6 separate regions of the Mus musculus genome follow, and regions 1, 2, 3, 5 and 6 are each linked to region 4. The links are chromatin loops, found by intact Hi-C in ENCODE. Cell type or tissue: left cerebral cortex. All regions are shown on one strand.

Region 1 (4,000 bases), 79 kb before region 4:
TTGTCCTCTTCTTCAATCTTCCAGACTCCTCTTTGAGAATATATTCTGCCACCCACTCTCTAGAAGAGTTGGGGGCAGAACTGTCATTTGACTGATGGGAAGCAAAAGGCTCCTGTTTTCTATCAGATACTCTGTTTCCAGGTTATGAAGCTATGTGTCCCCTCCCCCAGAAATTAGGGAAAGCGCTAGCCTGGGGTAGGTGAACTCTGGAAGTTGTACCCTTCTCCACACTTGACTGTTAAGGCTGCTGCTGGCTGGAAGACAAACAGTCATCTTGCTGATTACTTTCAAGGCTGCGAAGCCTCCAGGCCAGCAGAGGCATTTGGAAAAGCAGCTCACAGAAAGCTCAGCTCACAGACTTTAGAAACCCCAAAACCACTAGCCCCAGGTCAGAATCCTGCAAAAGGAAGTCATCTCTGGTGATAGTGCACATCTGAAATCAGGTGTCACCAAAATTATCTTCAAGACAGAGCTTGGCTTTCTTTTATCTACTTTCACTGTTAAAAGCAGAGTTGACAGCAAACAGGCAATCTTCTGCAACATAAGGTTTATTTTTATGCTTCAACATGTTCTGTGTGTTTCAGAAGTGATCAAAGAGCTCCTAGAAACAGCTTATCAGCCACAATTTTAAAGAAAGAAGGAGAAAAGGAAGAGATTGGAAACATCCACAGAAGTTTGCTTACTTATTCTCTGGTAAAACCAGCTTAACTAATTTAAATCTAAATAAGGTGACGGTGGAGAGGGACCTGCCCAGCCAAATTCTTTGCTTTTTATTTCCTAACACTGAGGTGACTGCAATGACTGAGCTTCCACAATGGCTTCACTATGTGCAATGGGACTGAGGAGAAGGTATTTAGTTTCAACCTGGTAGCCGGGTCTACTCTGAAGAAGGTGGATGTTGAACTGACTCTTGCTTTTTGTTTTTGTTTCTAAAGCACACAGGGTTGGGCTGGGGAGTATAACGTGTCTATCAAGAACAAGGCTCTGAGCAAATCAGCAGCACAAGAAACAAAGAGAAACAGCTAGGCACCTGGAAGGGTGTGCACCTAGCTTTTCCAAGTCCAAGTTTTTTCGAAGGCGGTGGCAGAACATGAAGCTGACAGTGTGAGTGGAGAATCAGGAACTGACTGCATGCAGCTCGGTCCACCAAGAACAGAAATGGAGCCTAAGAGGAGCAGAATGACAAGGCAGCCTCTGCTCTGGACCAAGTTATCACGAAGCAGCTCACGTGCCAAACTGGCCACTGATTACCACTCTCCTGAAATCAGTGTACATGCATCAAACCTCAACTTCATGACCCAATACTGTGTGGAGCACATCTGAGCACACAGAAGACCAATAGTGCATTTACACTTAGTAAACAGTCAAAGAAACCACACCGAGGCCACTCTGCCCAACACGGTGCCTCCACAGCCTGCCTCTCTGGGGAACAGGCAGGTCAACCACGCCCCACATGCCTGAAAGTACCAGTCAGTCACTTGGCCTCCTTCTCCCTGCTCATAACCAAGTCTGGGAAAGTTCTCCAGTTAACTGAGGTCTAGCTACTGCGAGAAGTAGGAGAAAGGAGGATGCACGGACCAGCCTCAGAAGAGCCTGGACAAAGTGTTTCCCAAGAGACACTGCTGGCAAGCAAGGGACTGTGCAACACAGACCAAGCTCCTCAGTTTCTGAAGATCTCTGTCCCAGGCAGGACTAGCTGCCAGACCAGGCATGAAATCAATCAACCATCCCTCCCTCTCAACCCCCTGCTCTGGCCCAAGAGCACACAGCCCCTATGTGTTATGGGTCCATCGTGTCAGAAAACTGTCCGGATGCTTCTTTAGCTCCAGGTACAGACAGCAGGAGAGTAACAGCAGCAAAGCACAGGAAAGAGATAAAGAGGGTTCTCAAAGAAGGAAGTTGATGCTAAGCAAACACAGCAGCATCGCGAGCCTACCTGGCTACAGAGAAAACAGGGAACAGGAGGGAAACACCAGGGTGTGCTGAGTAAAGCCTGCTCCTTTCCAACGAGTTTGTGTTTAGTAAAATTCACCCAGAAACATGTGACAGGCAAGGGACTGTCCAAAAGGCAGGCAGAGAGGGACACTAGAGACAGTGAAACAAAGGAGAGAAGTGTGAAGTGGAAGCAATGGCTCATAGGTGAGAGGACGACACAGAAAAGGCAAAAGCTTGGGTGACAAAAAGCAGTGATTGCCAGGATGAGAAAGGGAGAGCATAGGCCAGCCCAGGAGCTGGTGCGCAGCATAAGCAGTTAGCATACACCCTGGGACCCGCAAAGGCTAGCTAAGAGAAAGGGAATGGACAGAGCATACAAGCTGTAAACAGACTGGGAGGGGAGGAGGAGACCCATTAGGACAGGAAAGGCAGCACTGATTAAGGAGGTATTGTAAGAGAGATGGGGGAAGGTTGAGCAATAGGAAGTAGCAAACAAGAAAGATACTATGATACTATGAGAAGTGACAGCCACCAGTTTGGAAAGACAGTATCGGAATTTGTGTTGCAGTGTAAGTAGGCAGTAAAGTAGGGACTGATGCAGCTGATGCAGCCCGCAAAAGAGTGAGCAACAGGTTATGTTAATACAGCCAGACTAAAACACTGACTTTCCCACGGTAGAGGAGAGCCCAGGGATAATCTGGAAGAGCATTCAGACAGGAGGCCCAAGGACTTAAATGCCAAACCCCAGGGGGAAGAGAACAGGAGTGATCCAAAGACTCTGAAGGGAGCGGTGACTGGAACCCCAAAGGCAACCTGTGGGAAAACTATGCGCATGACAGCTGTATGGGAAACACGGAAGCGACACATGCCAGTGCCAGGAGCCTGGGAGCTCCTGCCGAAAAGAAGGGAAAGTGATGAGCAAGGAGTAGGCGAACGATTTGGAAAGGTGACGAGGGTGGAGCTGGTGGGTTGCAAGCAACAGGGAGAGCCCAATTTGGAACGGGAAAGGAGGATAGAAAAAGCTGGGGAAGTGAAAGGGGAAAGGGACCGAGAACACACTCCCGAGACACGGACTCTTGAGGGAGAAAACCGAGGATTGTGAGAGCCGGTGCGGGTAGAGAGGGTACAAAGCTAGAGAGATGCAGAAAGAGGTGGGCAACAATCCGCGGCAAATCGCGGGGTATTATTCGAGGAGCAGGAAGGTGGCTGCTTTAAGCGTGGGTGGAGGAAGACCAGAAAGGCCCCTGAGAGAAAAGGGAAGAGAGGGGGAAGCTGGGGAGATAGCACGGAAGAGCGCAGGAGGGCGGTGAGAGGCGAGGGGCGTTTGGCAGAAATACAAGTGTGCAGTTCAGTCAGGACGACGTGGGTCCCAGGTCAGGATTCGGAAGAGGGATGTGAAGGGCTGGAACCCAGGGCCAGATGACAGCCTAGGCTTGTAGAAGAAAGCAGGAGCACGAGGAGAACTGAGGGAGGGAGCCTCCGTAAGGTGCAGGGGCCCAGTCACAGAATTAGGGGAGCCCTGAGGGCTCCTTACCTGCTCCGTGTCCCTTTCGTTCAGCGTGGGTAGGGGGGTCCGAGCGCTGGACATGGCGCCGGTATCTCAGGGGAGGGAATGGAGAAGCTTGGAGGAAGATAGGGAAGGGAAGGCTAGGAGCCCGGCCGGGCGGGGCTTCTCACAGCAGGAGCACCCGCTGCATGGGCCCCGGCCGGGGGTGCGGGGAGGCCGGGCGATGGCTCACGCCAGCCCGGTGATGCACCGCTCGGGCTAGGCCTCGCCGGCTCCGAGCGGCTCCGGACCGCACCCCCCCCCCCGACCCCCGGCTGGGTTGTGCCGCCTTTCGGCCCGGCCGCGCCGCTCCGCCTACTCTCAACCGCCGCAGCCGGCCGCCTGCCTCGCTCCTCCCCTGCCCTCAGCCGCACTGCTCCGCGCCCGACACACAGGCAGCCGCCGCCGGACCTGCTGCTCCCAACATGGCCGCCACCACCGCCAGCCCTCGGCTCTTTCCGCCGGCAAGAGCCGGAAACATCCGAAACAACTAGGAACGGGAGGGGGAAGAGCCTTTTC
Region 2 (4,000 bases), 360 kb before region 4:
GCTGGATTGTAAGTATGCCTTACCATGCCTATTTGACACCTAGGTTTCTTCCTGTCAAATCTCACTAATGTCTTGTGAGCTGCTGTGGAATTCAGTCGGCGCTGCTTGGCTCTTGGAGCTTAAGGGAGGTCGAGCTCTTCAGAAAAGTTGCCCCACCCTAACACATAGGTCCGCGGCACCTATCACCCCCGCCCCACCTTGGCAGGCTGGAACGTGCAGCTGCTGTGGATCAGAAGCAGAGCTGGGTGATGCGGAGGCACCAACACAAGTCCAGGTCTCTCTATGCCTACAAAACACGCGATAGGACCGAGTTTACTTATGAGCCACGGCAACTAGGCGGAAAGAACTAGAAGCCGACTTGGCGGGAAAACCCACGCACGGAGTGCCTTGTCGAATCACCGAGCTTCGGAAGGTTGGCTGCAGCCACACTCGGGAGGACACAGACAGGCTGGGTGCGCACGTGTGTGCTACCAGTGCGTGAGCGCAGTGGGCCGGGACGGAACTACAAGTTCCAGGGTGCCCAGCGGCGCGCCGCCCGCGGTCTCTAAGCAGGTCGCCACGGGCTGGCACGCGCCACTCTCGTCCCAGAGTAAATAAGGGACCGAGCGCGACTCTCCGGAGCACCGTAAATAGAGTCCGAGTGGGCGGGGAGCCGCCCGGCACCGCCTGCTCATGTCGCTGCAGAGCCAAGTGTCCGGCCGCCTGGCACAGCTGCGCGCGGCGGGGCAGCTGCTGGTCTCCCTGCGCCCCTGGCCCGGCCGCTCGGCGGGTGGCCCGCGGCCCCGTGGCAGTGCGTGCGGTCCCCTGGTGGCACTGGGCGAGCACGGCTACTGCGCGTGGCTCTCGGCGGGAGTTGGGGCGTGGGGGGCGGCGGGGCGTGGAGCCTGGGTGCGCACCTGGGCCCCCCTGGCCATGGCCGCGAAGGTGGACCTGAGCACCTCCACCGACTGGAAGGAGGCCAAATGTAAGTGTGAGCGCAGGGCGTGGGTCTCCCCGGCCGAAAGGCACTCCACGAGCAACTGAGACACTCGGGAACCCCTTTAGCCCACATCCATACCCAGCTCCTACACCAGGTTACCCCTTGACTAAACGAGTGGGGAAGGCGGCCTTACCTCAGCAATGGTCCCAGGTAGTCCACACCCCCCACACCCCCAGATCCTCTGGGATCTGCCACCTTCCTCCATGCATGCACAGGAGGGAAACTGAGGCTTAGGGCCAGAGTTCACTTCCCCAAGGTCAGGCTGGGAGTGTGCAAAGGCAAAGTGTAGAAGCTTGGCCTATCAGGTAGGGTCAGGTAGCCCCAAGAATGGCAGCTCGGGGGCCTCTCTGGGAGTATGGTAGGTGCCCGTTTTGCCCTCCTGCTGGCTTCTGGCCCCTTGCCAGCACTTTGCTCCTTCTTGAGGGACTGGGATCATAGAACTTGGAGAGCAGGCTGACATCGGGCGTGGGCTTGTGAGAATCACTGACTCCCTCAAGAATGAAAGTATTTCTCCTCCTGGACGGGCATGCCAGGAAGGGGCCACGGGTCCCGGACGACCTAGTCGCTAACTGGAATGCAAAGTGCAGAGCCCCAAATAGCCCTGAGTGGCAGTCCAGCTGCCCCTGCCTTTCAGCGCCAGTGCTTCCCTTATTATTCCGGGCCGATCCTCCTCCCAATGAGCGGCTAAGGCCATTGGCTGGGCTGCTAGTGGGCGTGACCATGGGGGCTGGGTCAAGCGGGGTTGAAGGTAACCTCAGATTGGTTCCTTTTTAGAAAAGAGAGCTCTCCCTTGTTGCAAGTCTGCCCAGGATCCTAAAGCACTTGACAGTCTTCTTTGGGAGCAATCAGAACTTGCCACTCCCTCAACCTTGGCCGGGAGTTGCGGGGCTCGTCCAGAATTCCAGCAGAGGGAGTTAGTGTTCTTCCTTAGAGTCCTGCTTACCCATGGAGAGCAGCAACCCAGGGAGAGGAGGAGAGTTGGGGCAGTACCACACGTAGTGTACCGTCTGCGTCTATTTCTACATTCCAGCCCTTCTCCCCGTAGCTCCCTTTTCCTTGGTGACCCTGAAAACCAGCCTAACCTGGGAAAGCTGATGGGACCTGAGGTTCCTCAGCTGCTGGACAGACGCTATTTTCTTCCTTTCTGTGCCAAGCGGGGAGTCAGGGGCGCTGGTCCTTGAGCCTCTGGAGAGTCTGATCTCCGCTTGCCATTTCCGCCGGGCTTAATGGGATTAGAGATGCCAGTGTGCTGCGGCTAGCTTTTAGGCCTTTGCATGGGTTCTGGGGATCAAATTCCGTTTACCCACCCACTAACCCGTCTATCTCCTTGGCCCTCATTCAGTAAACTTTTACCTCACGCCCTATTGGTACCAGCGCTGTAGGATTCAACAGTGAGTGGCCAGGCAAGAGTCTGTCTAGTGGAGAAACACTATGGCGACATAGTCCTCTGTGCACTATGAAGAGCTGGGAAGGTCAGGTGGCCCATTAGGGACCTGAAGTAAAGCAACCAGCTGGGGAAGGGCATTCCAGGTTCTGGAGATAGGGCTAGATTTGGAGGAGGTGGTCCCATTGTGACCAAACGCAGTCCCAAAGGCAGTGGTGACAGGGGCTGAGTGGTGAGACAAGGCAGGCCTTTCGGGTTTCAGTTACCTAGTGTGTGGAAGTGGGCACTCCAAGCCTCCGTGACCTGGGGCAGAAGGCTCTGGGCATGGAAATGTGGGGTGGTCTGGTCTAAATTTTCCTTTTATTTGTTTGTTTGTTTGTTTATTTGAGAGAGAGTCTCTATATAGTCCTGGATGTCCTGGACCTTGTTATGTAGAGCAGACCAGGCTGACCTCAAACTCAGAGATCTCCTCAGAGAGTTTGTTTTTTGGAGAGAGAGAGAGAGAGAGAGAGAGAGAGAGAGAGAGAAGGGTTGGTACCACAAGCTTAAAATCCCCGCACTCGCTTGGGAGAGGCAGGCAGATCTCTGTAAACTCCAGGTTGTTCTGGTCTACAAAGTGAGTTCTAGGCCAGCCAGGGCTACACAGTGAGACCCTGTATCTAAAAACCAAACAATAATCAAAGTTCTCCTCTATAGCCCAGGCTGGCCTGGAGCTCACTCTGTCATCCACACGGATGCATTATGACAGTTTATGCTCCTTTTCCTCTGCTGCGAAGGGTTCCATCTTCGTGTACCACACTTTGGATATCCATTCTTCTGCCGATGGGCCTTTAGGCTTCACTAAGTTACTCAGACCAGACCACCCTGACACATGTCTCTAATGGACAGGGGATATGTCTAGATGCTTGCTTTCCTAGGGGATTTTCTGTCAAAGACTGGCCCACTGACTCACATGAGACTGATGTGTAGGCAGTTTAGGGTGAAAAACTATAATAGCAGGGGGTGTGAAAACTCCCGGGCCTCCTCACCCTACAGGAAAACCAAGGTACAATCCTGGGGTTGCTCAGCGGCCCACTCTCATCAGAATAGCAACACGTTAGTTTTTGCTTGTCAGAGACCACACTAATCCCATGTAAGGGAAGAAAGAAGAAGGAAGATTCATTTTGACTCATGGTTGCAGAGGATCCCCATGCACAGATCATGCTGGTACATATCTGTGCTCCTTGCACTCTGAAGTGGAGGCAGGAGGATTGCTGTGAGATGGAGATTGGTGTAGGCTATACAGCAAGGGCCTTGCTACCTGGCAAGATTCTGTCTCAAAGGGAAAGTGGGACTGTGGTGACTGGAGGGAGTGACAGACGAGAGGCCTAGAGCCAGGCAAAACTGAGGCCCAAGACCTGACCTGCAGTGATCAGCTCCTGCCAGCCAACTCCCACCTCTGGACCTGAGCCTGTGGGGCTGCTCAGATTCAAAGCATAATTTCAGGCAGCCGGAGGCAGGCTGCAGGCTGCAGGCTGCATGCAGACAGCAGGAGGGTAGGTGAGGGGTAGGAGGGCAAGCATCAGTGCTTTGGAAGGGCTCGGCCCCCCAGCAGAATCTCCTGATGGGGTGTTGTTCTCTGTTTGATCTGCACCGTG
Region 3 (4,000 bases), 150 kb before region 4:
AAGGTACAGGTATTGGGGACAGGTCTGGCTCCCTGCCACTCATTTCTAGGGGCCACTGGAAGTCGCTTTGCCTCTTGGTACAGACCCCTTCAGCTCAGATTGCCTCTGGTTCATTTTTTCTTTCTTTCTTTCTTTCTTTGTCCCAGATCTCCCCACCCTGAGGCTTGGTGCCCAGCTCATGATTTAAGGGGAGGAAAAAAGGCCCCATAACCTTGGCCCAAGGTGTGGCGGGCAACGTGGCCGCTGACTGGGTGGCCCTATGTGGCCGGACAGTGCTGAAGTCGGGCGGGGTCGTGTCTGACTCTGCCAGCCGCAGGCAAAGAGCCCCCAGGAACAGGATGCCCCAGCCAGGTCGTGGCCTGACCACAGGACCCAGGCCGGTCGGCCACAGCCAGTGGGTAGGGGCAGGGATCCCCGGTTGGGGCCAGGGCTGCTTCTAAATTTAGGAATCTGATTACAGAGTGGCCAAGGAAGGGAAGGGAGAGGAGGGTGCGCGTGCAGGCTCGGCTCGATCTGGGCATAGCGGGTGTGCCCGGGTAGAGGCGTGTCCAGGAGTCCGGGCTCCCCGTGGGAGGGACAGCGGGCGGGGGCTTCGGCCTGTGTGAGCTGCAGCACGTGCCCCAGGCGGCGGGGACGGGCACAGGCGCAGCTCACAGGCTTCGAGCTGCTGCCGGTGAGTGCGCTGGCTCTTTGTGTGCCTGGCAGGGTGGCTGGGTCTGGCTTTGAAAGTCTCTGCCCACCCCCTCCCCCAACTCCGTCTGTGCCTCCCAACCCGCTTCCCTGTCTGTCACTCTGCCTGTGCCTGTCCGGGGGGAGGGGGGATGCTGCTTCCAGCTGGGGTGACAGTGAACCCAGTGAGGAGCTCGCCCCTTTCAGCCCAGAACTTGCCCTATTACCTTTCATACTCATTCCTCAATCTTTGATACTACTGTTTTGGGTGCAGACTGCAGCAGTTGAAAGACACTAGGGTGACCCCTGGGGACCCACAGACCTAGCAGAAGTCAGGTTCTAGCCCAGTGGCTCTTATAGAAATTCATCTTGCGCCTGTCCGGCCTCCCATCCGCTTTGGCCCCCAAGGGCGCATGAAGGGGGGGATCCCCCTGCGGAAGGGGGGGCAGGGAGTTCCTTGGCAGGAAGGGAAATGGAAGGAAAAGCTGGGCTCCACCCGGGCGGTCGGACAGGCGGCCTCAGGGCCCCCGGGGCAGGCCACAGTAACCAGAGCCCAGTAGTGTGTGGAACCGGTGTGCTTGTGGGTGGGGCTGACCCCGGGCTTCTCCTGGGGGGCACTGGGGTCTACCCAAAAGGGCCAAGTCTGAGAACTCAGAGACACCAAGGGTGCTCCCTGGGGGGGGTACGTGCGCCCCATTCCGGTCCTGACCCCACCCCCTGGAGGTCTAGCCCCGGCCCCAGGCCCCGCCCCCCGGGCCCTCCCTCCCACCCCAGGGCCAGATGTTCAGCTGGCGGAGGCATCGGCTGGGGGAGGGGTGCTGAGGCCGCAGCCGGCACTACTTCCCTGCCAGCAGCTTCATTGTGTGCGCGAGGAGCGAGCGGCGGCGGAGAGCGGGCGAGCGAGCGGCGGTAGCGCGAGCGCGGCGGGGCGAGCGAGCGCGCCGGGGAGGGTGCGAGGCGGCGCCCGCGGCTGCGCTCCGCCCGCCTCCCGGCAACTCTGCTCCAGCGCCGCACGCCGTGCGCGCCGTCCTGCCGCCGGGGCTCCAGCCGGCTGGCGTGGTTGCCGTGGGGTCGGGTCGGGCAGGGTTACCTCCGTTGGGGATCGGGGCATCCTCAGCGCAGCCGAGGGGCGCGGAGTCAGCTGCGGCGGCCACTGCGCGGTAGCCCTTGCTGGCCAAACAGCGTGGGCAGGCGCGCGGCGCGGCTCCGGGGCTCCCCGAGGGCAACGCGCCCCGACTCTCCCCGGGGGAGAACCAGCCCCGAGGGGCGCACGGAGCGAGCGTGCCCCCGGCCGCGCCGTCTCCCCCGTACCCCCACTTCACAAACTTTTCTGCCGTCCTCGCCCGTGGGGGTCGCAGTGAGCGTTAGGGCTGCCCTCCGGGGCCCCGACCTCCCGGACCCTAGCCACGCTGACCTCCTGCCTCTCGTAGCCTCAGTGGCGACCCCTCCAGGCCGGGCCAGGCGCAGCACTCGAGGCAAGCGCGGCAAGCTCCTGCGCTCTCCAAAGGATCCCGTGCCCCTCGGGGCTGCCGGGTAGGGTAATGCCCTCAGTAATGGAGAAGCCCAGTGCGGGCTCCGGGATCTTGTCCCGAAGTCGGGCCAAGACGGCACCCAACGGCGGACAGCCACACTCGGAGGATGACAGCAGCGAGGAGGAGCACTCTCATGGTGAGCCTGGTGGCCTAGGGTTAAAGGCGCGCTGGTCCGGGGAGGGATCATGGAAGGTGGAGGAGGGGGGGGGGAGAGTTGCGAACCACAGATGGTTTCTGCCGCTCCTGGATTGCAACCTCAGCCTTCTCGTGCCTGGTGTTGCCGGCACAGGAAATCTACAGGCTGGGCCCTTGACCACCCACCTCCCCTTTGCCCTCAGTCGTTGAGGGAGCTTAGGATGCCTCTCTTGGATGGATTGGGTCCTCATACCTTGCAGCCTTGCAGGGGACTGAGGTCTGATTGGACCAGGTACTGGGAAGATACCTCTATGCGGAGCTGTGAAGCTCATGTGGTGGGGAGGAGCCCCGAGCTCTCTGCAAGGCTGTGGTCCAGATCTAGGGGCAGCCCTCCAAGCTCCCACCCCCAGTTAGAACAAAGCACTTTGCTCTAGCCTGGGCTTTAAAAGTGTCCTCTTAACCTCCCCTTCCCCCCATGGCCATGACTAGGCAGGGTATGACTCTCCTAGTACCTTCTATCGGAGGGTAGCTGGGGGGCACTATCAAGGAAAAGTGAGTCTCCTGTATGGTGGGGGTCCCTGAGTGGTCAGGAAGGAGAACTCCAGATCAGCTACCTCCCCTCACTATATCCTCCCCCTACTTCCCTGGAGTCTTGACTGCCTCCCCTGGCTCCACAGACAGCATGATCCGAGTTGGAACCAATTACCAAGCAGTAATTCCGGAGTGCAAGCCTGGTGAGTGGCAGGACAGACATGGAGGGAGGGAGGGCGGCAGGGAGGGGTGGAGGCTGATGGCTTGGCCTACAGCCCCACCTGGGAACTCTTGGCTGGCTCCTGCTTGAGGGACAGGCGGTGGGCGGGGTGGGTGGCCCCGTGGCACTGTTACTTTTCCTGCTCTGCCTTCCTGTCTGGGTCTCAGCTCCTCCTTCCCTTCTGGGCCTCACCTCCTCGCTTGACTGTGTTGCTCAGTGGTCTCCTGTTTCTGTGAGTGCCTAATTCTGCTCATCCTTTCAGAGAGCCCTGCACGCTATAGCAACAAGGAGCTGAAGGGAATGCTGGTGTGGTCCCCCAACCACTGTGTATCAGATGCCAAACGTGAGTGCGCTGGGCCCAGGTCACGTTCAGTCTCAGGAACAGGGTTTTAGTTCCTGTCCTCCTAAGGCTAGCTCTTCCTTAGAAGTGAGCTGTTGCCGGGCAGTGGTGGCGCACGCCTTTAATCCCAGCACTTGGGAGGCAGAGGCAGGCGGATTTCTGAGTTCGATCGAGGCCAGCCTGGTCTACAAAGTGAGTTCCAGGACAGCCAGGACTATACAGAGAAACCCTGTCTTGAAAAAACAAAACAAAACAAAAAACAAAAAAGAAGTGAGCTGTTAGTCCCACTAACATGGAAGTCTGGTAGGGGGCTGTAGGCCCACGAGTGGTCTTTACTGTGGGGCTTCCGTGTGACCCTCCTCTTCCCCCCTGCAGTTGACAAGTACATTGCAATGGCCAAGGAGAAGCATGGCTATAACATTGAGCAGGTGGGTGGGGGCCCCGAGGGATGGGAGTGGGGCCCACCGGGCAGTGCAGTGCTGCCGTGGCAGAACCTGAGTGGCTTCTGTCCTGGACCAGGCACTCGGCATGCTTCTGTGGCATAAACACGATGTGGAGAAATCACTGGCTGAC
Region 4 (4,000 bases):
TATAAACTGAGGATGTCTAAGTTACCCGCATTAGTAGCAATCTTGTTCACTGCTGCATGTCCAGAGTGTCAGCTCTTGTAGCACATAGTAGGTGTTAAGTGTGAGAATGACTCCATGAATGGTGCCTTCTTTGACTGTGGTGTGCCTCCCCGACAGGGAGGGAATAAAACCCACTTCTAGACCCTCATGGTCTCTGGCATCCTGTAATTTGGATCTCCAGGCCTCTGCTTTGTTGTGGACGACTAACCAAAGGCTAAGGGAGGACCTGTTTCTCCAGCTGGCCCTGGCAGGACCCCAGGTTGCCTCGACCCTACAACCTTTCGAGGTTCCTTCTCCAGGCTTACCGGGAGCCTGAGACCTGAAGGTGTCCCTCGGCCGAAGCCAGAATTCGCCCCAGGGTTTTCCAGCCTAGGGATGCGAATCTCCAGCTGCCCATCACCAGGATCCCAGTCCCTTCTTTGCACCTTCGTCCTGTGCAGGAGCCCGGGGCTGAGCGGAGTGCCTCACCCGGTACCTATAGGCCTGCGGGGGCAGGAGCCTGAATCACCGCCGCAGTCTCCCTCTCTTTCCGGCTTCCAGCCCAGGGCCACCTCTGTTTCGGAACGCCGGCTGGCCAGGCGCAGCGTGCTAGCTCTCTTACACTCCTCTGCGCGCCCCTCTTCCCGGCTTGCGCTTTCGCGGCCGCCGCCCTCACTCTGGCCGGCTCCAGGGAAACCTCGCCCCGCCGCCCCTCCCCGGTAGAAGCCAGAGCTGCCAGCGCTAGCCCCAGGCTCCCGCGGGAGGGGGCGCGGCAGCCCCCACGGCTCCACCCTCTCCGCGGGGCCGCGGCCATCTGGGGCCCCTGCCAGGCGCGTCTGCTTGGGGCCCGCGCCCAGCTCCTGCGGGAGGACGAGGCACCCCGGAGAGGGGAACGGTGCCGCCGCACCGGGCGGTCCCCTGCTAGCGGGCTGCGGAGAGCCGCGCTCGGAGATGCCCCGAGGGGGCGGTGGCTGAAGCGCGTCGCAGCGGACTGGACACGGGCGCCCCTGGTCACCTCGGCGACTCTTTACCAGCCGGAGCTGCAGCTGCGGACGCGGCAGGGCGGACCCACGAGGGCGCTGAGGACCGTGCTCCCCGCGTCCGTAACAAGCGCCCGTTGCGGACTTGCCACCTCCCGCTTTCCCCGCACCAGCCCCCCGCGAGCTGGCAGGAGGAAATTGCGCGCGGCCCCTTTAAATTTACCCAGGAGCCCTTAAAGGAGCCCCAGGGGCCCCAGACAGGAATCCCCACCCCGGTCCAGCCCGCGCTGCCGAGCGAGCAGTCAGCCGTCCGTGCGGCCGGCCGCCCGTGAATGCGCCCCGCGCCCGGGGGCCCCGCGCACCGAGCGCCCCGCGTGCGCCGCCGCTGGCTCCGCGGCCCCGCGCCCCGCCGCCCCGGGGCCCCCGCTCCGCAGCGCAGCGCATGGAGCCCGGCGGGGACCACCGGAGCCGGAGCGGCGGCGGCAGGGGCGGCCCCGGGCCCGCAGTGACCTCGGCACGGGGCCGACGGCTGCCGCCCACCGCAGCGAGCGGCGGCACGGAGCCCGAGGAGGACGACGGCGGTAAGATCTGGGGCCGACGACCGGGGGTGGGGGGCCCCGGCGTGGGGGAGGGGAGGGCTGCGGCTCCGGGCCCCTCTCGGCCGCCGAACAAAGCGGGGGACGAGCGCAGGGCGGCTCGGGGCGCCACCTGGTGGGCGCAGAGAGCAGCTACAAGGCCCGCGGGGCGCTCCCTGCCCGTGGCGGGGTCTGCCCGCCGGGCTGGGGCGGATCCCTGCTCCTTAAAGGGCCCCGCGTTGCTCGTTTTTTGGGGGGGGGGGCAGCGACGTGGGAGTCGAGGTGCTGGAACTTGCGGCTCCCGCCCTTTCTCTTTCACACTCCCAGGTGGTCTGTCTTTTAAAGGCTTCCCAGTCCCTCTGTCCCTTTCTGAGGCTTTCCCCAGAGTAGCATAGCTCGGGATTCCGCTGTTCTCGGTTATGCCATCCCTTTCTGCGTGGCCTTGCTGGAGACGTGAACTCTTCCCTTCACGGTTACGCTACGAGAAACAAAGCGCAGCCTGCGTCCTGGGGGCCCCCGTCTGTCATACCCCACGTCGGGAAGGTCTTAGTGAGGGATGGGTTCGCACACGAAGGTGGATGCCCCACCCGTGCGTTGTCGCGTTTCAGAATCGATTTTGGCCCCAGTTTGTCAGCTGTACCAAGACCTGCCGGCCCTAGTTGGCCCTTAAAACCAACTGCTTTTTTTTGTCTCCCTTCTGTAAGGTTCATTGCCTTTAGATCAGCGGAGGTTCCATCCGTACTAGGGAGAGTGCTCTCTACTCTTTGAGCTCCTCTCCCTATAAGCCCCCGCCCCCCACCCCCCCTTTTTATTTTTTTGAAAAAAATCTCAGCTCCTCCTTTTTCTTTCTTTCTTTCTTTTATTTTTTTCTTCTTTCTGCTCTTAAAGGGCCAGTCTGCCTTAGATTTAACAGTGGTCCTGCACTGGAAAGATGCTTAGTAGGATGCTAGCTATTCAGTCAGTGCATTTGCAGACAAAGGCGTATAGGCCCAGAGAGCGGATGTGACTGACCTACCAAAGGTCACTGGGCAAGGCACCAGTGAAGCCAGATCTTGAATCTAATGTTTTTTCTATACCTCTACCTTAAAAAAAAGTAATGGAAGACAAACAAACAAAACCTTCAAACCAAAACAGACAAAAAAACCACCCCCAAACCAACCAACCAACCAAACAAAAAACACCCAAAAAACCAAAAAACCAAACAACTCCACACGAGGACAAGAGCCCTCTCTGATCCTGTCATTTGTTTGTCTGACTCTGGGATTCTGTACTGAGAGAATGCCAGAGTCTGCTTGTTTCGTCTTTGTGGCCAGGAGACAGTTTTCTAAATAAAAAATGGTCAGCCAGCACTGCAAGGAGGGCTCTGGGTGTCTTTGACAAAGTGAAAGAACACTAATGGTTGGAGAGGCCCCAGAAGTGCACACTGTTGGGAGGGCTGGCAGCAACCACATCCCTGCTAGCACAAATGAGATAAACTAGAACGACTTAATGGGTGTGATGGGTGGTGGCTGCTCCCCAGTCTGAAGAGCAGTCGGTAGTCACTCTGCTGGCCCTCCGACCTCCTCTTTTCGGGTCATTGTGCCTCCCAGACTCTGGGGAAGTCCAGGTCCGAGAAACTCCTTTCCCTGGAGGTGTTGACAGCTGTATCTTAGGTGTCCCTCCAGTGGAAGACCTGACAGTTCCTACCTCATCCTTAAACTGCTATTTACAGGATGGCATATTGGGAAAGGGAGATAACCTTTGGTGGGTGCCCTCCTGGAGGGGCCTCAGGTGGGTGGGTGTTGTGCACAGATCTGGGTGCAGACAAATACCCCCTATTGTTCCCCTCTCCCTACTGCTTGCTGTATTCTGGCTGTAACTGCCCAGCCTGCTGAGCTTCTGGCTTTATCCCTCCTTAAACTCCGTGGCCTTCACCTTGGTTTTAAAGTCTTCAGCAAGCTAGCCCAGTGCCCACATCTCTTTGTTCTCCAGCTGGGTCCCTGCTCTCTGTGTGGGTGTTCCAACCCCCTCATCACCCACTTCCCTTTCATTGCTCTTGCCACCCCTCTCTTGCCCTAACCTCCCCTGCCCCCTTTTCATGCTTCCAAATCAAAGCCCTAGGTCCTTTCTCTGGAAATAGGAAATTGAGAGCCTGTCTCCCTTTTCCCTTCTTCAGGACAAGCTCTTCAGCTGGAAGGGGGTGCCTTAGGGTCCTGGGGGAGTACCCCCCTACCCTCCTCCAGGGCCAGGGGACCAGCATCTTCAGGCAGGAAATACTCAGATCATTGTGAGGCTCGGGCCTCGAGGCCTGGAAAGAGTCGCATCCCCGGCAGGGACCACCGGCGCTATTACCACGACCACTGGCGGCTGGAGTACCTGATGGACTTCATCCCCTCCCGGCATGGCATGGTGTGTATGGTGTGTGGCAGCTCCCTGGCCACCCTCAAG
Region 5 (4,000 bases), 350 kb before region 4:
TTTGAAGCCCTGACCTGCCTTCTGGGGGCACCTCCCTCTGCCAAGCTGCCTTGCAGCCCTGAGGCCCATTAGCAGCGGGGATGGGGGAAAGCTGTCTGGAATGAAGCCACACTTCCCTGCCTGAGAAGAGGCCAGAGCCAACTCTCCTCGACCTAGGGCAGGGGTGGGGACTGTGGCTGCCTTCCCACCCCCACCAGTCCTGCCTCACTCCACACCTGGCCAGGTGAGGGAGCTCACAAGGGAAGGGAGAGGACGGAGAGGTTCCCTCAGCCCCCTGGCAGCTCTCCAGTGCCTGGGCCGCGAGCTGCTCCGCTTCCTGCACGTGGTCTCTTCTTGCTGGCTTGGCGGTTTATTGTGATGAGTAGAGAGGAGGCAGCTGCTTCTGTGGGGGAGGGGAGAAGGCCGTGTGTGTCTGGCTGAGGTCAAGAGGCTCTGGGAAGGGCTCTGGAGTCATCAGGAACTGGTGTCTGGGGATAGTAAATCGTGTACGTGTGTTGGAACTTCCTGGAACAAGGTCGGGTGGCTTCCCTCCCTCCCTTCCTCCCTCATACAACCTCCAGGAACTACAGTAGGCAGTAGAGGTATCGTTTTCTATGATTCTGTGAATATCAGGGCAGAACTCCTAGCACAGAGCTCCAACTCACAGGAAAAAGGTATGATGATACCAGCCCCTCCCCTGTGCAGCCCAGGGCACCGCAGGTACTTGTAGACCTTCTGCCGCCTGGCTTGCTCTGCCATCCTTGAGTCTTGACAAGGGAGGAGGTTCTTCCAGGACTCTAGAACTGGATGCAGCTGATGCTGTCCACGCCTCCTTGGCCTCCTTAAGTAACCAGGCATCCAGCAGAGGTGGCTGCTCCCTGGTCCTTTCTGATTGTGATCTGGGTGGCATTTTCTGGTAGGGTTCTAGGCTGGTGTTTGTAGAGGATGCTCACTGTACTCCCCCCCCCCCCCCCCGCCTGTCTCAGGCACACAAGTGACAGCTGGCATTCAGTGCCAGAGAGAGCTTGGGTTACCTTTGCATTTCTGCTGTTGCATCTGTGTGTCTCCCTGGAGAACCTGACAGGGTTGGTAGGTGGCGGGGAGTTCGACAAATCTATCTGACTGAAGGCAGCCTTATCTGGTTTGCACAGGCTGCACCAGCTCCTCGGGGAGAATGTTGCTACCCACCCCAGAGGTCCTCAGGAAGTCTCTTGGCTCTGCCTTGCCCTGGCACCTGACTCTGCTGGTCACTGCCGAAGGTGTGCGAGGCACCCAGTTGGTTCTTCCCCCGTGGAGCTGTAAAATGGACAATGGAAAAGCGGGCAGCCTGGCTGGTGAACAAGTGTGGGTGCAGGGACCAAAGTATCAGAGGGGCAGGAGAGGGCTCTGGAGACTGGTACAGGGTGGGTCCATGGATCTGCCTGTCAGCTCTGTTACTGAGGCGCACTCCAGCACTAGCTGAGCTGGCTGCCCTGGGCTGGCGGCCTTCTCGGCCATGCTTCCCCCAGGACGTGGCATCCGGGGAGGTGCACTTGCCAGGCTTCTGTCTCTGCACGATGGGGATGAGGGAGAGTGATCTGTCGGATTGTTGGGGACACGAGGTGGGAATGACACTCACTTACCGCCTGCACGGGAGCCAAGGGTTCGACACCTGCACTGTGACACCATTAGCATCATGCCGAGTGCCAAGGACTCGCTGCTTCCTGTAGATGGCCAGCCATCCCTCCTCTCGCTTGCCTTAGTGGACCTAACACCTCTTGGTGTTAGGCAAGTGAATGGCAAGCAGTAGCTGAAGCAGATGTTGGACATTGGTTTTTCCACGCAGAGCCTGCGTCCCTAGTGTTTGATGCGGGTATTGGTCTTAGTCAGAGGAGTCCTCAGTGGCCTGGGTTCTCTCCCCAACCCCCTGCGATCTTTTGGGCCCTGGCTTCACCCTGTCAGAGTCGCCCACCAGGAGGCAGCAGAGATCGCGTTTCCGAGGAGCCCATAAATCAGCCTTTATTAGTGAAATAAAAGTCGCAGGCAATGTGGGGCTTTTCAGGGCTGCATAAATCTGCGTCCGAGCCTCGTGAAACCCATATGTGCTTAATTCATATGTAAAGTTTCAAGCAGGAAGAGAATGCGTGTCCATTAAATTCTATTTGACTTGATTATAATCATTAGCCGTGAATAATTGCTTCTCATTGCCGACCGCAGAGCCACCACAATAGGCGAGAGGAGAGAGCAATTATCTCGGGGTGGGAATTTTTAAATTTTTATTTTTGAAGCCAAGGGTAGCATTGGCCTGTGGGCATATGATAGCCTGTGGTGCACAGGGTGGGCTGGGAGTGGTTGGGGCTTGAAGTTCCACCAGGGCTTCCACTGTGTGTGTGTGTGTGTGTGTGTGTGTGTCTGTCTGTCTGTCTGTGTCCCCCTGGGCCTCCGAGGGGGCCTGTGAGGGGACGGGGAGACTTGGATCTTATTCCTATGCTGAGAAGTGGGAAGCTAAAGGGAAGGATCTCTGGCTGAGTTGTAGGCATCTCTGTCCCTTGGTATAGGAGTCAGGGAGTGTGTGTAGAGGGGAGGTCCAGTGCCCTCCCCTGCTACTCCTCACATTCACCCTTGTCTTTCTACTGGCCATCTAGCATTGTGAAGCCCAGGACTGATTTCAGTTCTGTTTTAATGGCATGTGTGATGTGACTGGTGCGTGTGAGGTGGTGGAGTGTGATGGCAGGCATGTGTGTCTGTGATGTGGATGCATGCCGTGTGGCAGAGGTAGGATGCTTGGGGCAGAGAGAAGGAGGGATGCCTGGCTAGTGAGTGGCAGGGCTTAAGGTCACAGGGGCAAGCCAAACTTACTAAACTTTCCCCACGGCTGCCTCATGGGCTAACGGCCAAGGCCATCAGGGCAGTGCCCGAGAGAGAGCCCCAAGCTCTTGCCATCTGTGCTGGCCATGGCTCCTGCCCACAAGGGTATGCCACATCCATCTTAATGAAATCGACTGCCACGCTGGCTGGCAAGATAAGCTGGGGAGCCCCTTGTGGCCATTCTGTCCTCCAGGCATCGGAAAGGCTGGGGCAGTGTCTGTGTCTCTAGCTTTTCCTTTGACCCCTGGGACTGTGTGTGTCTGGGCTTCTCCACTTGGGGTGGGAGGTGTTGTGACCTTTACAGGGCTTGAGTCTTCGCTCTGCCTCAGGGGATGGATGTATCCTTAACATCATGTCTGGTGTTTGTGGGCCCCTGTGCCCGAGATGGCCAAGTCTCAGTTGGGAACACAAAGACCCTCATTCTTGGCCAGTCCCGGGGTCCAGTGGCCTGGCTTTGGCCTCAGAGTCATCTTAGGGCAGAGCATGCATGAATGTCACACTTTGTGCAGAGACACAGCCCTTCTTCTCTTCAGAGCAGTCTGAGTCTACACATGTGTGTCAGGGCACTGAGGCCTTTGGAGTGGAATCTGGGGGCTCCAGCCAGCACCTCCCATCCCTCAGGTCCTCATCTGGAAACTGCCATCATCCTGGGCCCCAGCCTGTGTGGGAGTGAAGATGACACATGCTTAGCCCTGACACACAGAGGGCCCCAGTAAATTAGTCCTGGGGAAGTCAGAGCAAGAGCAGCTAAGTAGAATATAATGTGACATGGCGGCGCCGGGAGGGAGGGTTGAATAAAGTATGCGTGAAGCCGCAGGGACCAATTAATTCTGCAAGGAGGTGGCAGGGAGGCGAGAGGGTCACAGAGGCCTTTGAGGGGCCTGGGATCTGGGGCCTGGCCTTAAAGAATGGGTGGGAAGCCATGTCTCACAGCGACAAGCTGGCCTCGCAGGGAGACTTTTAAGCTGCTTATTTATTTAAAATAAGGCTTGAGTGGCACTCAGCTTAAGTCCTGCGGCTTTGATTTGTGAGAGCCTACCCGCCTCTTATCCCCCACCCTCCTCGCCCCCACCCCAAGCCCTTGTTTCATCCCTTCTTGATGCCCTGAAGGGTACTGGATCCCGGTGTGTAAAGAGCAGGCCCCGACTCTGAGCGTCTGAGCGGCCACAGAGTG
Region 6 (4,000 bases), 180 kb before region 4:
GGTTTTTTTTGTTTTTTGTTTTTGTTTTGTTTTGTTTTTAAGATTTATTTATTTATTTATTTACTTACTTACTTATTTATTTAATGTCTATGGGTACACTACCAGAAGAGGGCATCACATCTCATTACAGATGGTTGTGAGCCACCATGTGGTTGCTGGGATTTGAACTCAGGACCTTTGGAAGAGCAGTCAGTGCTCTTAACCACTGAGCCATCTCTCCAGTCCCGCTCGTGTTTTTAGACCCATTTCTGATCACAAAACTAGGTAAGCCAGGCTAAGAACTTTAACTAGTGTTAAACAGCCGACATACTGTATACTCAAGGAAGAAGCACTGAGCCGGGCATGGTGGCGCACGCCTTTAATCCCAGCACTTGGGAGGCAGAGGCAGGCGGATTTCTGAGTTCGAGGCCAGCCTAGTCTACAAAGTGAGTTCCAGGACAGCCAGGGCTACACAGAAAAACCAAAATAAACAAACAAACAAACAAACAAACAAACAAATAAATGGAAGAAGCACTGAATTGGGAGGCAGAGGCAGGCGGATTTCTGAGTTCGAGGCCAGCCTAGTCTACAAAGTGAGTTCCAGGACAGCCAGGGCTACACAGAAAAAACTAAATAAATAAATAAATAAATAAATAAATGGAAGAAGCACTGAATTGGGAATCAGAAACTCCTTTAGATGTGAGTTAAACCCAGGAACGTTATTCACATTTTCTGAGCCTCCGGTTCCCAATCAAAATGTGATAGTAGGCTGACAAGTTTCCAAGTTTCATCCTTTGAACAAAAAAAGATATAAGTCTTAAAAAGATGTCAGTGTGTACTCATACAACCTCAATTACACACAATGTTTCCACCCATCAATTCCTGCATCACCTTAACTGGGAGACTGACTGCACCAACAAGAGGCAACAGGCAGTTGCTGCTTTCAAATAATGGAGCTTGCTGGAGGAGTGAATTTCCAAGGTGCACCAGATGACATTAGGAATGCTAAGTGCAACTCACCCATTGCGGTCATACTTCTTGAAGACTGGGAATGCCTCCAGAGGGTCTCCAAGCTGTGGGCAGAGAGCAGACATAGATGAAGGAAGACAACACTAGTAAGGAGGTGTGACACCATGAATGTGGTGAAAGAGAACAATCAGCAAGCCTGTGGCATAATGCCTGCCCCTGTACAGCTAACCCAGGAAAGAAATGACCAATCTGCTTGAATATTTCAGGGACAAATAACTGCAACCTGACAGTCACCGAGACAGAAAAGCACAACCTTGCAGAATATCATTTCAGAGGCACAGCCATTTACCAATATGGGAATTAACAAAAATTAACGTATTGGGCTAGAAGGATGGCTCAGGAGTTAGAGTGCTTACTGCATTTTCAGAAGGTCTGGGTTCATTTCCCAGCACCCATACAGGACAGCTTACAACTTCCAGTAACACTAGCTCCAGGGACTTACACACTTACATTCATGTGCACTCTCCAGCCCCATTAGGGGAAAATGTGAAATACAGCATGATGTAGGAAGGGTACCAAGGCCAAACTCTCAGTCTCAGGGTGAAAGCTCTCAGACCCGCTCTGACACCCCCCACCCTCCATCCCACAGAGCTGATTCACAGCTGCTGCTCCTCTGAGCAGTCCCAGGGACCAGGCCAGTGAAGCCTTGGGTAAAGCAGAGCTTACAGTACGCACGGGCAGCCAGTAACCTCTGAAAGAAGGAAGAGTTAAGAACCATGTGTTATGTCTCATGAGAGGTTTCCTCACCCAAAAAATCTCCCCACGTTCCACATCAGGAAAACCTGTAGCCTTTCCACACAACCCTCAACACTTGAGCCAACCACAGCCCCTCCTCCCCAAACTGTGTGGGCATGGGCCTGTGTGGACAGTGCCAGAGATCTGCCACTTGGTGGCGCCAAGAAGTAAAAAAACAGAAAGGAGCTGAAGTTGAGAGAGGAACTGAGAGTCACCCTGTTGGCAGCATCCACTTTGGCACACACAGCATCCATGGCCGCTCTCTCCTCCAATCGTTTCTGCTTCTTCTCTTTGGCTTTGCTCGACTTTCTCTGCAACAAGGAAAACACCACCACTGGAAGGGCTATAGCCAACTCACTCAGAGGAACCCAAGGGGCCTTGAACCCGTTAACCTGACCCTGCAATAGGAAACCTGGATGTGTGGACATATTCACTTGGCTGTTCCTTCCTAAGGAGGAATGTTCAATTTCAGGAACATCTAGGATCTAAGATGGCCCCAGACCAGCATTTCTTTCTTTCTTTTCTTTTCTTTTTTTTTTTGTTTTTTTGTTTTTTTGTTTTTTTGAGACAGGGTTTCTCTGTATAGCTCTGGCTGTCCTTGAACTCACTTTGTAGGCCAAGCTGGCCTGGAACTCAGAAATCCGCCTGCCTCTGCCTCCTGAGTGCTAGAATTAAAGGCGTGCGCCACCATGGCCGGCTGGCTCAGCATTTCTTTAGAGTCTTCTAACTATGAGACAGCCCCGTGGAAGCAATTCAGAGCCACACCCAGCACGTCTGCGCAGCCCAGGCCAAGTGGCAGTCACAGCATGGCCCTGCTGATGTCAAGGGTGGCTTGAGAGACTATGGTTCACTTCAGGGCAGAGGCAAGACCAAGCTGCAGGGGCACGACAGCAGGGATGGGGCACGACACAGGGAAATTGTCCCTACTTGCATCTTAACCAGACCCTACTTGAAGGCTAATATGGGGCTCTTTCAAAATCCCTTCTCCCTATTTTTTTTTTTTTTTTTTTGGTGGGGGCATGGGAAGAGAGTGGTTTCATACTGTAGCTCATGCAGGCCCCCAACTCAACAGTAATCAACCTGGCTCAGCCTCCCAAGTGCTAAGATTACAGGTGTGAGCTACAACCCCCACTTTTCATCAAAAGTGCTTTCTACTTTTTCCCTGCCAGGTTCTAGAACAAAAACACATCATGCCCTGTCTAAGAGTAAAGCCTCCAGTCCTGCCTGGAGCTGTTATCACTAGGGCTACAGAAAGGTGCTCAATGATACCTTCTTGTTCACCCTACCAGGGAGGACCAGCAGCCCAGATCTCCTGACTCCAGCCACACATCTTTCACAGCTCACTGGAGAGAGGTCAAATACCACCAATGCCAATGTGACTGTGGCACTGCCTGGCCCCAGGACAGGGCACTGAACAATCAACATTCACATGAATTAAAAACCAGCTTTTAAACAGACGGGCTAGCTCCAAAGCGTAACTTCAGCCTGGATGTTCAAAGGAACAGCACTGCCAAACTTGTATTTCAGCATCAGAAGGTAAAAGAATTAGACTCTCTGACAGGCAAAATGCCAGCACCAGATACTTCCCACCACTGTGCTAGGAGCCAGGCTAGCTCTCATTTCTCACCTCTCCTGAGAAATGCACGTACAGGTTTTTTTTTTTTTTTGGTTTTGTTTTTTGTTTTTTCGGGGTAAGGTTTCTCTGTGTAACCCTGGTTATCCTGGAACTCACTCTGTAGACCAGGCTGGCCTCGAACTCAGAAATCTGCCTGGCTCACATACAGGTTTTTGTTGGTCTTTGTGGTGCTGGGGATGGAACTCAGGGTCTTGTGCATGACAGGCCAGTGGTCTAACATTCAACTATACCCCCAGCCTGAGGCTGTTTTCACGGAGGTGCAAATGGGAACAGAAGTAGCCCCTCCAACTGGTTTTCCGGGATTTATTTTCCCTCTGGAATATAGGCTTCAACACCACGCTGAAATCCATTAACAAAGTACTTTCACAGGAATACATGGGTCAAGGCTCAGGGTAGAAGCCATCACTTACCTTTATACATTAAGAAACTGAGGCCCAAGGGAGCATGACTCATGCATGGTTCCCCAGGGAGTGAGTGGCCAAATGGAGACATGAGGGGCCAGGCCACAGATGCAGCCTTTGTCTAGACTTCAGCTCAGTCACCAAAGACCTCATATCCTGCAGAGATAAAGCTAGGGGCTTCGAGCACTCTCAGGCAACCACTTAGCAACTAATTTCTTTT

What was found. A loop is a pair of places that touch in the nucleus more often than their neighbours do. Peaks named below come from ENCODE experiments on the same cell type or tissue, not always from the same donor. Only the 100,000 strongest peaks of a DNase experiment are listed, where the experiment ranks them.
Region 1: it touches region 4 in a loop (3-fold over the local background); 16 of 42 quality-filtered maps call a loop at or near these places.
Region 2: it touches region 4 in a loop (3-fold over the local background); 18 of 42 quality-filtered maps call a loop at or near these places.
Region 3: it touches region 4 in a loop (4-fold over the local background); 21 of 42 quality-filtered maps call a loop at or near these places.
Region 5: a loop joins it to region 4, with 3 times the contacts of the local background. A loop is called at or near these places in 19 of 42 quality-filtered maps.
Region 6: a loop joins it to region 4, with 6 times the contacts of the local background. A loop is called at or near these places in 17 of 42 quality-filtered maps.

Annotation. Positions count from the first base shown.
Region 1 is chr19:7,337,699-7,341,698 of GRCm38, forward strand. Mark2 (MAP/microtubule affinity regulating kinase 2) reads right to left here. Exons shown (of 18, transcript NM_007928.3): 1 at 3,470-4,000. The coding sequence starts at 3,523. Among named protein-coding and RNA genes, the nearest start is that of Mark2, 2.2 kb to the right of the region's middle. In left cerebral cortex, no CTCF peak of the experiment used is centred here; DNase peaks (open chromatin) are centred at 126, 1,051, 1,548 and 2,856; H3K4me3 peaks cover 3,190 bases; H3K27ac peaks cover 1,520 bases.
Region 2 is chr19:7,056,219-7,060,218 of GRCm38, forward strand. Macrod1 (mono-ADP ribosylhydrolase 1) reads left to right here and starts at 550. Exons shown (of 11, transcript NM_134147.4): 1 at 550-964. The coding sequence starts at 673. In left cerebral cortex, CTCF peaks have their summits at 491, 692 and 1,871 (motif pointing right); DNase peaks (open chromatin) are centred at 491, 1,395 and 1,776; H3K4me3 peaks cover 1,906 bases; H3K27ac peaks cover 1,126 bases.
Region 3 is chr19:7,266,752-7,270,751 of GRCm38, forward strand. It overlaps Rcor2 (REST corepressor 2), which reads left to right and starts at 1,528. Exons shown (of 12, transcript NM_001320554.1): 1 at 1,528-2,337; 2 at 3,014-3,070; 3 at 3,350-3,430; 4 at 3,803-3,855; 5 at 3,947-4,000. The coding sequence starts at 2,211. In left cerebral cortex, CTCF peaks have their summits at 640 and 2,125 (motif pointing left); DNase peaks (open chromatin) are centred at 671, 1,472, 2,140 and 3,122; H3K4me3 peaks cover 2,871 bases; H3K27ac peaks cover 2,089 bases.
Region 4 is chr19:7,416,339-7,420,338 of GRCm38, forward strand. 2700081O15Rik (RIKEN cDNA 2700081O15 gene) reads left to right here and starts at 1,287. Exons shown (of 5, transcript NM_175381.6): 1 at 1,287-1,579; 2 at 3,729-4,000. The coding sequence starts at 1,441. In left cerebral cortex, a CTCF peak has its summit at 1,716 (motif pointing left); DNase peaks (open chromatin) are centred at 700, 1,168, 1,753 and 1,982; H3K4me3 peaks cover 2,722 bases; H3K27ac peaks cover 1,730 bases.
Region 5 is chr19:7,066,371-7,070,370 of GRCm38, forward strand. The region is part of intron 3 of Macrod1 (mono-ADP ribosylhydrolase 1); the gene reads left to right. Among named protein-coding and RNA genes, the nearest start is that of Macrod1, 12 kb to the left of the region's middle. In left cerebral cortex, CTCF peaks have their summits at 1,912 (motif pointing right) and 2,994; DNase peaks (open chromatin) are centred at 117, 329 and 1,953.
Region 6 is chr19:7,233,105-7,237,104 of GRCm38, forward strand. Naa40 (N(alpha)-acetyltransferase 40, NatD catalytic subunit) reads right to left here. Exons shown (of 8, transcript NM_027643.1): 2 at 1,959-2,054; 3 at 1,000-1,052. Among named protein-coding and RNA genes, the nearest start is that of Naa40, 6.1 kb to the right of the region's middle. In left cerebral cortex, a CTCF peak has its summit at 1,895 (motif pointing right); a DNase peak (open chromatin) is centred at 1,903.